Regions from separate parts of the Homo sapiens genome. Here region 2 is linked to region 1. A link is a loop called in an ENCODE intact Hi-C map of the cell type or tissue named here. Cell type or tissue: gastrocnemius medialis. All regions are shown on one strand. Links, peaks and the distances in the headings refer to the core of each region. The heading gives the core; the rest is flanking DNA.

What was found. Peaks named below come from ENCODE experiments on the same cell type or tissue, not always from the same donor. Only the 100,000 strongest peaks of a DNase experiment are listed, where the experiment ranks them.
Region 2: a loop joins it to region 1, with 2.6 times the contacts of the local background. A loop is called at or near these places in 1 of 110 quality-filtered maps.

What each region holds. Positions count from the first base shown.
Region 1 is chr11:30,500,280-30,505,666 of GRCh38, forward strand. The region is part of intron 3 of MPPED2 (metallophosphoesterase domain containing 2); the gene reads right to left. Among named protein-coding and RNA genes, the nearest start is that of MPPED2-AS1, 81 kb to the right of the region's middle. In gastrocnemius medialis, for the core only: no CTCF peak of the experiment used is centred there; no DNase peak of the experiment used is centred there; H3K27ac peaks cover 1,663 bases.
Region 2 is chr11:30,431,060-30,436,446 of GRCh38, forward strand. The region is part of intron 4 of MPPED2 (metallophosphoesterase domain containing 2); the gene reads right to left. Among named protein-coding and RNA genes, the nearest start is that of ARL14EP, 110 kb to the left of the region's middle. In gastrocnemius medialis, for the core only: no CTCF peak of the experiment used is centred there; a DNase peak (open chromatin) is centred at 2,996; H3K27ac peaks cover 2,858 bases.

The DNA of each region.
Region 1 (5,387 bases), core at 160-5,159:
CCTCCCTCTCTGATATTTCCTCTCCTCTCTCTTCTTCCTCAGCTTCCTTTGCATCCTATCTCATCTGCATGCTTATTCCATGACACTCTCCTTATTCATCTTTACTTCTATGGGCAGTATGTAATAGTTTCTTACTGTGCTTCTCACATTTCTATTCCTAATGATTCGATTTTAAAACTATTACAATTTAAACTGTGGACGCAGCATGGGGATAAGAATGGGGACTCTGTAGTCTCTGCTACATGTTAGCTGTATGACCTTGGAGATTCCTTATGTTCTCTAAAGTGTGCTAGCAAAATGGGGATAATAACACCTACCTCATGAGTTTTGGCAAAGATAAAATGAAATTTAGCCTCTAAAGCACATGCATGGTGCAGAGTAAACCATCAGTGCACGTTCACTATTATTACTCCATTTTTGAGTTTTGCTTTTGCATGTGACTTGTATCCCCATAGACTTGAAGACATGGATCATGGCTTGTTGTTCCTTATTGACCCAAAGTACCTAGTCCCGTATCTTCAAAATGGCAGACACACAACTCAGATTTGTTGAGTAAGTGAAGGAACGAATGAACCTCCACAAGACTTCCTGGTAACTTCCATAGAATTCCAGGAACTCGGGTTGTCATCTTGGGCTATGGTAAGGTTTAAGCCAATGTCACATTTTCTTCCAACTTTAAGCCCGCATGAAGTGTCCTGTTCCTTCTCCCCAACATCCAGTCTAGCCGACTAATCTCCAACTCTTTTTAAACTACAGTTTTCTCAGATATAAATAGGGTAAAAATAAAATACTGCTTCTAAAGTATGGTGAGGATTAAACAACATCCTGCATATAAACAACCTGCACAGTTTCTGACACTCTATATTCACTCAACAGACATTAGCTGTGTTGTTATGTTATTGTCATGACCATCTTTCCCAATCGCCATCAATAAATCATTGGTTTATCCACAAATTGGACCACTCCCTGATGCCAGGCACAATGTCACTACTCTCAAAGCAAAGCATCTGAAGACGAAAAAGAACATTTTGATTTTTCTCATGGCAGAAACTGGCATGTTCCAACATGTCTTTCAAACTAACAAAAGTATTATTAGGGCCAATAAGCATTTGGATCTAAAAGTGAAGGTCAGTGCGGCTATGAGGTCTCCAACCTGCACACAATGCAAACACAGCACCTCTGTTGAGATAATCCTAACCTCGCACAATGTATTCCCTTAACACACAACTTTTTGCCTCCTTCTCTCATCCAGATATCTCTGTCTTCCAGTATTTATCAAATACCAAAAAATGTGCCGAGTGGCCTCTCATTCATGAATGATTAGTATAACCTGTAATAGATAGCATCCAGACTGTTTCTCTCAAGAGTGACTACTCATGCAGAATATCCAGAATTTCTTCTTAGAATCAGGTGGGGTTATTCTTCTATGAGCATGCAGCAAGGAATAGATGAAAAGTTTAAGATCTCCAGCTATGCACATGTCTGATGAACTCTATAACAATGTTAAAACAAACACATAGCAACTTATGTCAAAGTCAGCATAACTCCCTTATAAAACTCTGGACATTTAACATGCCACTTATAATGGCTCTGATGAATCACAACACATGAACCCCTAAGGGTCCTCCAAGACAATCTAGTGGTTTGAAGCTGTGCTCCGTGAAGCCTCCCCAGGGATGGAGAAGGGCAGAGGGGAACGACCTTCTCTGAGGTTCACCAGAGCAGCTATGCTTTCCTTGATTTTACCATCTGGGGAAAGATTTCATCATTCTAAGAAAGTTAACCCTGGCTTAAAAAAATTAAGAGGAAACCACTGATTCATGCAATTCCATTTTATGGATGAAGAAACTGAGTGCCAGAGAGGTGCTGCCACTTACTAAGTGCAGTCACAGGCCACAAGTGGGGCCAGAATCTAGCTCTTTGGCTCCCAGACCAGTAGTTTTCAGATGACCCCACATATGTGACAACTTGATAAAGTTTGACTTAAGGCCTACTCATACATGAATCCTCCTCATGCCATTATCCATCTATAGTAACCTTTTATCTAATATTAAGCATTTATGGCCCTTTTAGTTTGTACCCACGAAACAGAACTCTCCATTCTAGATGCTTCTCTGGCTATATCACAGACTTCTCCTGTATGGGAAATAAAGCAGTGTCAGCCTCATGCTGTAACAATTAAAACACATCCTGGCTTAATTAAAACATTCCCCGAATGCTACTGCAGCTGTTGGTACAATTTCTTATCTACAGGCTCCCAGGAGAATGTGGGAGCCTACCCAGTGAAGAGAAGGCCAACTTTATGTGAGGTCCCAGAATCTAAAAACTTGTTGCTACAATTATGAGGATGAGATTTTGATAGGAAAATGGAGGTCTGAGGTAATAAATTCAAACACCTACATGGACTAGGGAGGTAAAGAAACAATGTGAATTGAGCTGAACTAGGTGGAAGATAATAGAGAACAATGAGGGGACTGGGGGCACATGTGCATCAGCATTTTAAAATAAACATATATAAGCACTGCTCTGGCCAAACGTGATCTCCTCTCTAGCTTGCCCCTCTCCCTCAATACAAGTTAATGTTCCTCAAAAATAAGTATCAAACAACTGCAATCAGGTTTTCTGCTATAAATCATTATAGAATGAATTCCTCTAGAAAATTCAAGTTTAGGTCAAACCAAAATCCAAGGTCAATTCCAGAACATTTACTTTTCCCAGGAATCTGCCTGTGATATGGTTTGGCTGTGTCCCCATCCAAATCTCATCTTGAATTGTAGCTCCTGTTATCCCCACGTGTTGTGGGAAGGATCTGGTGGGAGGTAATTGAATCATGAGGGTGGTTATCCTCATGCTGGTCTCATGATAGTAAGTTCTCACGAGATTTGATGGTTTTATAAGGGGCTTTACCTCCTTTTGCTCAGCACTTCTGCTTGCTGCCGCCATGTGAAGAAAGACGTGTAGGCTTCCCCTTCCGCCATGATTATAAGTTTCCTAAGGCCTACCCAGCCTTGCTGAACTATGAGTCAATTAAACCTCTCTCCTTTATAAATTACCCAGTCTCAGGTATATCTTTAGTAACAGCATGAGAACAGACTAATACAGCCTGCCAACTTTCAGAAGACAACTCTTGCCTCATACTCTTCATTCCCCATGAACAGGGAATATGGAAAACAGGGTCGATCACAATCATCAGGTCGTGGTTAACACCAAATATCCTTTCTCCACACCCTTTTTTTTAAAATCAGAGATCTGGTCAGCAAGGCTAATTGATTACTATCTCCTATTTACTCCTGCTAAAACCAAGAGAAAAACCCCAGCATTCAGCAGTAGTTCTTTGTGAAAGAGAGCCTCCAAAAGCAAACATGGCTTGTCATTTTCCTGTATAAAAGAAAACCTAGTTCCATAAAGCTGACATATTTTAAGACTGCCAATCCCTATGCCCTCTCCCCTCTATTCTCCCATATTATAGATTTTTAAAATATATAAGGAAACCAAAAATGTCTGGGGCATAGCACTCACAGTCAGTAAAGCTCATTCTATAGCAGGAGGAAAAACAACAGAGATGACAGGACAGAAGAAGAACTTGCTATGGCTCCCAGGTGCCCAGGAAAATCAAATTCACAGGGCACAGCCTTCAGGCTCACTTTCCCTTGGTAATGTGCTAGAAAAAAAAGCTAACTTGTTGGGATTTAAAAGAATCAAACAAATATATAGTCAGACCTGTTATCACAGGACTGTTTCTAAATAAGAGATATACAACAATTTGATCACATTTCTGAAACCTGCCTGCAATGGGGCAGTGCCAGATGCCTGTTTTAAAACCCTGTTCCCTAATGCCAGTGATATAAAGTTACTTTGTTTCACCCAAGGCACACAGAAGGAGGAAATTTTTCCTATTTAAAATTATTATTATATGTTTAATATTGTAACTCCAGCAGGAACAGGGAAAATGTTAAAACTTTTGAAGCCTCTCTATTTCACTGAGGAATGAATAAGAATAACCTGGGCTTGAAAACTGGCCAAGCAGAAAATTCTGCAGGAAGATGAAAGGAAAAAAGTAATACCAACTGCTAGGAGCATGGAAGAACTATGAGGCTCAGGATGGGCTAAGGAGACATTTCATCTAAATTCCTTCCTTGGCAATTACTGGGGGCTGATAGCAGAGAAGGCCTGAGTCCAGCCTGGAGGTGGGGAGGGGGTTCTATAAGCTATGAGGAGGCAGAGCCAACTTTTTGCTGCTGTACCCCTGGCACCTAGAAGAATGCTTAGCACTTAGTTGGTACCCACTGCATACTCCAGAAATCCCCCTTGGCTCCACAGTTTGCACTCACTTGACTCAGCTACAAAACCACCAGAAACATTCAGTCAGGGCAAGCTCTGTCTCTGACCTCAGTCTGTCCCCCGTCAGGCTCCATTAATTTTCACAAGTCCTGACAGCTCTAACGTTAATACTCACACTTGCTGATGGAGCCACACAGCAGGTTCAGACTGCTACCTTCTCCTCTGAAACTCATGCATTAGGGTTTCTTCCATGCTTGCAATGGGAAACCAGGTCTAAGAAATATTAAACACAGAAAACTATATTACAATAATGTCAGGGCTGAGCCAGAAACCCAGGAGAAGGCAGGGGATGCGGAGTGAAAGCCCGGTGGTCCACTGCAGGAATGAGCACCAGTGTAAGACACCACAGCGGAAATGCTCCCTCCTCCGCTTCAGCCTCCTCCATAAAGAGAATCCCAAGGCACCAGGAGATGTGATAAACCTTAGTCCACACAAAGAAGACAAAAGTCCACTCCCCATCCCTTACAGTAGTCACTACTGCATTGCACTGATGGCAGGTAACAACTGACAAGTGCAAATGATGGGGAAGCAGGCCATTAATATCCACAATTTTTAGACCACGAAAACTGCCCAGAGATTTTATTGCTGCTCAGCAACTCCTTATTTGTAAGCATTCTTGCCTCAACCATGGCCTTATTCCAACACAACTTTTTGTGACCTAAACACACACACGTACACACTCGCACATACTCATTCACGCTTATATATATTTTTAAGACAACCACAAGGTAGTAGAAATGAATGACACTATCCTCCTTGCTTCCCAACCGAGTATCTCTAAGTTGCCACCCAAATCAACATGGCATGTTCTAAATGGGAATCCCTAGTGGTAACCGTCCACCTAAATGCAACTCCAATTATATTCCAGTATTGCCATCTGGCTGGACAAAAGAATCATAAGGTAGACTCTTCCACTGTTTATTTTATCCAAACTTTCCTTTACAAATGAGGGTCTTGGCTTATAAAGAAAGATTTATACAACAAATTCGATCTGAACAATCAGACTAGCTTCTAAAGACCCTTCAATCTACTTCCTCAAGCATTAG
Region 2 (5,387 bases), core at 164-5,163, 69 kb before region 1:
AAGTTTTCCGAAGCTAAGAAATGGCTGCGAAAAATGTGAAGAAAAACAGGAAAGCTATTCTTTTTGTCATGGATGATGTGGGGCTTTTTTTGCAGCGGGTTGGGGGGGATTCCTAAGCTTTCCTGGATTATTACGATAAAAAGGCAGACTAGAGACCAGCCTCTGTCTCTACATTGAGCCTCTGGCACACAGCGTGTGTGTATTCTCTGTTGGTTCACTGTTGGCTCCACTTAACACTAGGTAGCACTTAACAGTGCAGCTCTGAAGTCAGACCTGTGTCTGAACCAGCTTTAACACCTCCAAAGGTGTGAACTTGAGTAAGCTGCTGCACCTCTCTGAATCTGTTTCCCAATCTGTAAGATGGAGATAATTATATTATCTATGGCAATGACACATTGTTGGGAACATTAAATGAAATAATCCACATAAAGCTCCTAGCAGAGTGCATGGCACATAATAACCCCTAAATAAATGTTGGTTTTATTGTTATTGTAAAGATTAGGAAACAGCATGATACAAAATTGATCAGAATGATAAAGCAGATGGTGGAAACTGCCTGTTTCCTACACTACATTCTAGTTGTATTGGGTCATTACTTTCACTTTCTAGAATCTTCTATAGCCATTGAATTTACTCAACCACGTTTTCTTCTGTGTTGTTTTCTGTTTTGTTTTGTTTTTTTGTTAATGCCTTAAAGGATGATGAAATTATAAATGTTCTATATAATGTGATATTGAAATGACCTGATAATTATTTAGGTCCTCTGTCGCTTACTCAGTGGCATAACTCATAAAAGACAGACTGCATTTTCATTTCAAATTCCACTTTTTTTCAGCCGGGCACGGTGGCTCACGCCTGTAATTCCAGCACTTTGGGAGGCCAAGGTGGGTGGATCACCTGAGGTCAGGAGTTTAAGACCAGTCCGGCCAGTATGGCAAAACCCCATTTCTACTAAAAATACAAAAACTGTGTGGTGGCAGGCACTTGTAATCCTGGCTACTTGGGAGGCTGAAGCATGAGAATTGCTTGAACCCAGGAGGCAGAGGTTTCAAGGAGCCGAGATCGCGCCACTGCCCTCCAGCATGGGGGATAGAGCAGGATTCTGTCTCAAAAAAAAAAAAAAAATCCAATTTATCAATCTCCAGGTAACCTCTCATAGTCAAAACTAAAACCAGGTCAATTGCTTTGTTGTGTCTTAAAGAGATGCTGATGAATTCAAGGAATCTTGAAAACAGAAACATTTCATTTTTCCGATACTCAGTCTTGCTCTTTTCTCTTATTACTAAGCAACTTTGCATGAAAACAGACTCTGTTTTATAAATAGAACATTGTGCAAGGTTTTCTAGAGGTGTCTGCTAAAAATAAAGCAGGTTATAGTTTACTTCTTTATAGCTTTCAAAACAAAACAGCCTAAGCTTGACTAAATTTGCTATATTTCATTTTTGAAAGGTATCTTTATGTGAGCCAGGTCTGATTTCTTGAAATGAAATTCCCCAGAAGTTAGATTTCCTATATTTACACAAGGCATGCCTGTGCAAAGTAATGACACTAGTTTTTTTTTAAAAACATACGCCCTAGAATGAATACAACTTAGTGATGCTATACTTCCACCCTATAAAATACACAATTCTTTTTTGAAAATTGCTTATTTGAAGAGTAAAATAAACATTTTGATGTATATATTTCTAGGTTATCTGCTCACAAATCAACAGCATTACTTTGAAGCTAAAGTACAGGTCCCCAACTTGTGAATTACATTCTAAACTATTTCTAGGTTGCCTGGTTGGAGCTAAAGTGTCATGGTATGGAAACAATGCTAGGTTCCCAGGCAAGTCCCCAGGAGCCAAGCTAACTGATATGATAACATACAATGTTAGAACAATGTGAACGTGGAAAAAAGCCTCTAATCTTCAGCTTTTGATACTAGGCACATGTTTCTCCTTGCACTGTTCTGATGGGGGTCCCCAATCTCCAGTTCGGTGATGGCTCTAGAAGCTGGGTACAGGGACTATGAGTTGGAGAGAGGTGAACCAAGGTTTCCTGGTGTAACTTTTAAGGGTAGTGTTTCTCATACTATGACCAATAAATCTGATTTGCTGAGATTGTTACAGATCAGAAAGGGTTCTATGGTTAAATAAGTTTGAGAAATGTTCCTGCATTTTCCCTCCAATTTTAAGGTATAAAGTGAACATTACCATAGTAAAGATTCTGAGATACCCTGCAGAAAAGAAGCCTGTTTGATGTAATGGATCCTGTTCTAAACATATTGGACCCCCTATAAATTCTGTTTCACTTTTTTAAAATAATGGCTATTCATAAGAGCTAACATTTACATAAAGCTTGCCATGTAGCATGTACTATATGAAACATTACACACAGCATCTCTTTGAGGTGAATGCTGTGATTAACCTTATTTTACAGATGAGGAAACTGAGGCAAAAAGAGGCTAAAGATTTCCAAAGTCACAGGGAGATGTGCTTAACTACCATGCCAGAATAAACCCTGGAAGCCGATCTCCTTGAATGTCACTTTAGGAAACATTATCCAAAGGGCAGGTCCACCCCGTCACTGCTTTCTTTTCTCACATTGGTCCCTCGCTATCATGTCTCAAGCCCATGATTATTCTGAAGCTGTAGTGGGAAATTTTCAAAGGGATAAAAGTTTCTCTCTTTTGCAACAGAGATAGATAGAAAATTCGTTCACATTTCAGAGGAAATCTAGGCTTACTCTATCCTAGTATATTGGTTTCCTATGGCTGCTGTAACAAAACAACCCACATTTATTATCTTATAGTTCTGAAAGTCAGGAGTCCAAAATTAGTCTCACTGTACTAAAACCAAGGTATTGGCAGGGCTGGTTTCTTTTGGAAGCTCTGAGGGAGAATCTAATTCCTTGCCTTTTACAGCTTCTAGAGGCTTCCCACATTCCTTGGCTCCTGGCCCTAAATTACTCTGACTTCTGCTTCTGTGGCCACAACTCTCACTCTGACCCTCCAGCCTCCCGGTTGTGGGGACCCATGTGATTACACTGAGCCCTCTCCACTAATCCAAGATAATCTTCCCATCTCATGACCCTTAATTTAATCACACCTGCAAAATCCTCTCTTCCATGTAAGGTAACATTCACATATTTCTGGGATTAGGATGTGGACATCTTTAGGGCAGGGTCATTATGCTGCCTACCACATTGGCATGTCACTACTGATGAGCTGAAGAGGAGGTGGGCAGGGATCCAGAATTCGCAGGGGAAGGGGGAAGAGACAAGGTCATGGGGCATATCCCTTCCTCACTTGCCCCTCTTACCATCACCAGCTCATCCACAATAGCCCCTGAACAGCAGAGGTGAGATAAAAAGAGGAGTGCAGGGCTGTAATTCTCAAACCATGGTGTGTTTACCCCCAGGAAGTAACAACTGGATCCACAGATCATCCTGGTTTATCATCCTGGAGCAATAATTTTCATTTAAGATATTGAGAATTTTCTAATTTAAATCACAATTTTCATATTAATACAAGCTTGTGCATTTCCAGTTCTGCATAAAAACATTTAAAAGCTCTTCCTAGTTGCCAGAGTACACGGAGATAACACAGTCTAACTCCAATAATAATAGTGATATTTAAATAAATTGATACCTATGAAATGCTTAGATCAACCTGGCACATAAGAAGCTCTCAGTAAGTGATACCTTTCCGTTTTGTTGCTATTCACCATCACTGAAACAATTGTACAGTTATCTGCTGGGTACTTTCAATGCATTAGCTTCACAAGAACTCTGGAAGATATAAAGTGCTAATTTTTTTTTTTCAGTTTTACAGACGATCGAATGAGGAAAGGTCCACAGTGTTTAATCACTCGATTAGGGTCATGCATCTGACTGGTAAAGTTGAGATCCAAACTCAGATTTGGTTGCCTTCAGAATCCCCAGTTTCAATATTTCTTCTTCTCCTTCAAATTTGCTACCCAAGTTTCTCTGGGGCCAGGACAATGTGTCAGAATCATGAGTTAAACCAGAATTAGCATAGTTTGCGAGTGCATTCCTAACAGGCCCTTGTTTGTATGCTTTCTGAGTTATTAGTTCTGCAAAGAACACATTTCTTACTTCCTTATTTTGCCAGTGTTTTAGAAGGCGAGGGACCAGAATTCTGTTCTCTGGAAAGTGGGTTATAACTGCATGGTATCCCATTCTCCCCAGTCCCCTCTACTCTTTATCTGGTGACACACCATCTCTTATGTGAAATGTCTGCTAGCCAGTCAAATATCTTCTTCTTAAAGCCTTTTAACAAGCACACTATCAAAAGTGGTGCTGTCTGCCTTTTTCAATAAACGGAAATTTCCAAAAGTCAGGTTTTTACTGGCTTTCCCTGAAACAGAAAACTCTGAACCAGTGGCAGTGACACTCGATCACAGTGGCTATACATTTGGAAGCATATCTAATACACACACAAAATCTATGCTCCTTCTGAGGACTCTGGCTAAGCATACTGCAGTGAGAAGGAGAGAAAACTGTGTTTCAAAATCTCACAAAGTTGAAGAGCAGGAAGTTTTGTGAGTCCAAGAGCAGTGACAGACACTGGACCAACAAAGCCTGACCACCCATCATTCACATCCCTTCCCTAGACTGGAATCTCTCCCAGTTTTGTGAGCTGGCAGGAACTGTGGACTGGAATTTCCAGCTCTGCCTCTACCAACCACTGTCAACTCTGCCCCCAAACCCCAACCTCATGTCAATCTGTGTGCAATGAAATCAGTAAGTGGCAGAGCTGGGATTTGGTCTCAGGTCAGCCTGTCTATAAACCTCATGTTTTTTTCCCCCTAACAAGCTACAGGGCAAAGGAGATGAGGAAAACATGCTCAGCATAGCATAGGAGAGATGCTAAGATCAGGAACCAAGAGACCTGGGTTTGCAACCTCAGTAGTGTCACCTGAAGTAAGCTTCTAAACTCCTTTATGCGGTGTTCCTTCCTCTGGCTATTAGTGTTAAAGTTTAGCATCTTTTTTTTTTTTTTTTTTTTTTTTACTAACTGAGAATGTAATCTGCCAACCTGAGATAAGAGAGCTTAGTATTTTAGTATTTGAATTACTTAATTTTCTTTAGAGTCTGTAAACTCTCTAAACTGTAAACCGCCAGAGGGGAGGCATTTTTGCTTTTGCTGTATCTCCAATAGTCCCTGCCACTTATTGAGTACTTGATAAATATTTATGGAATGTAAGAACCAAGTCTGGAAAAGTAGCATCCTGTAATGCAATGTTTCTCAAACTTTAGACATCAGTCACTTGAAGCCACTCCAAGGTTCTGTGGCTATAGGATGGAGCCAAAGAACTTGCACTTCTAACAAGGTCTCAAGAGATGCAGATGCTGCAGTCTTGGGACCAGAGTTTAAGAAGCAC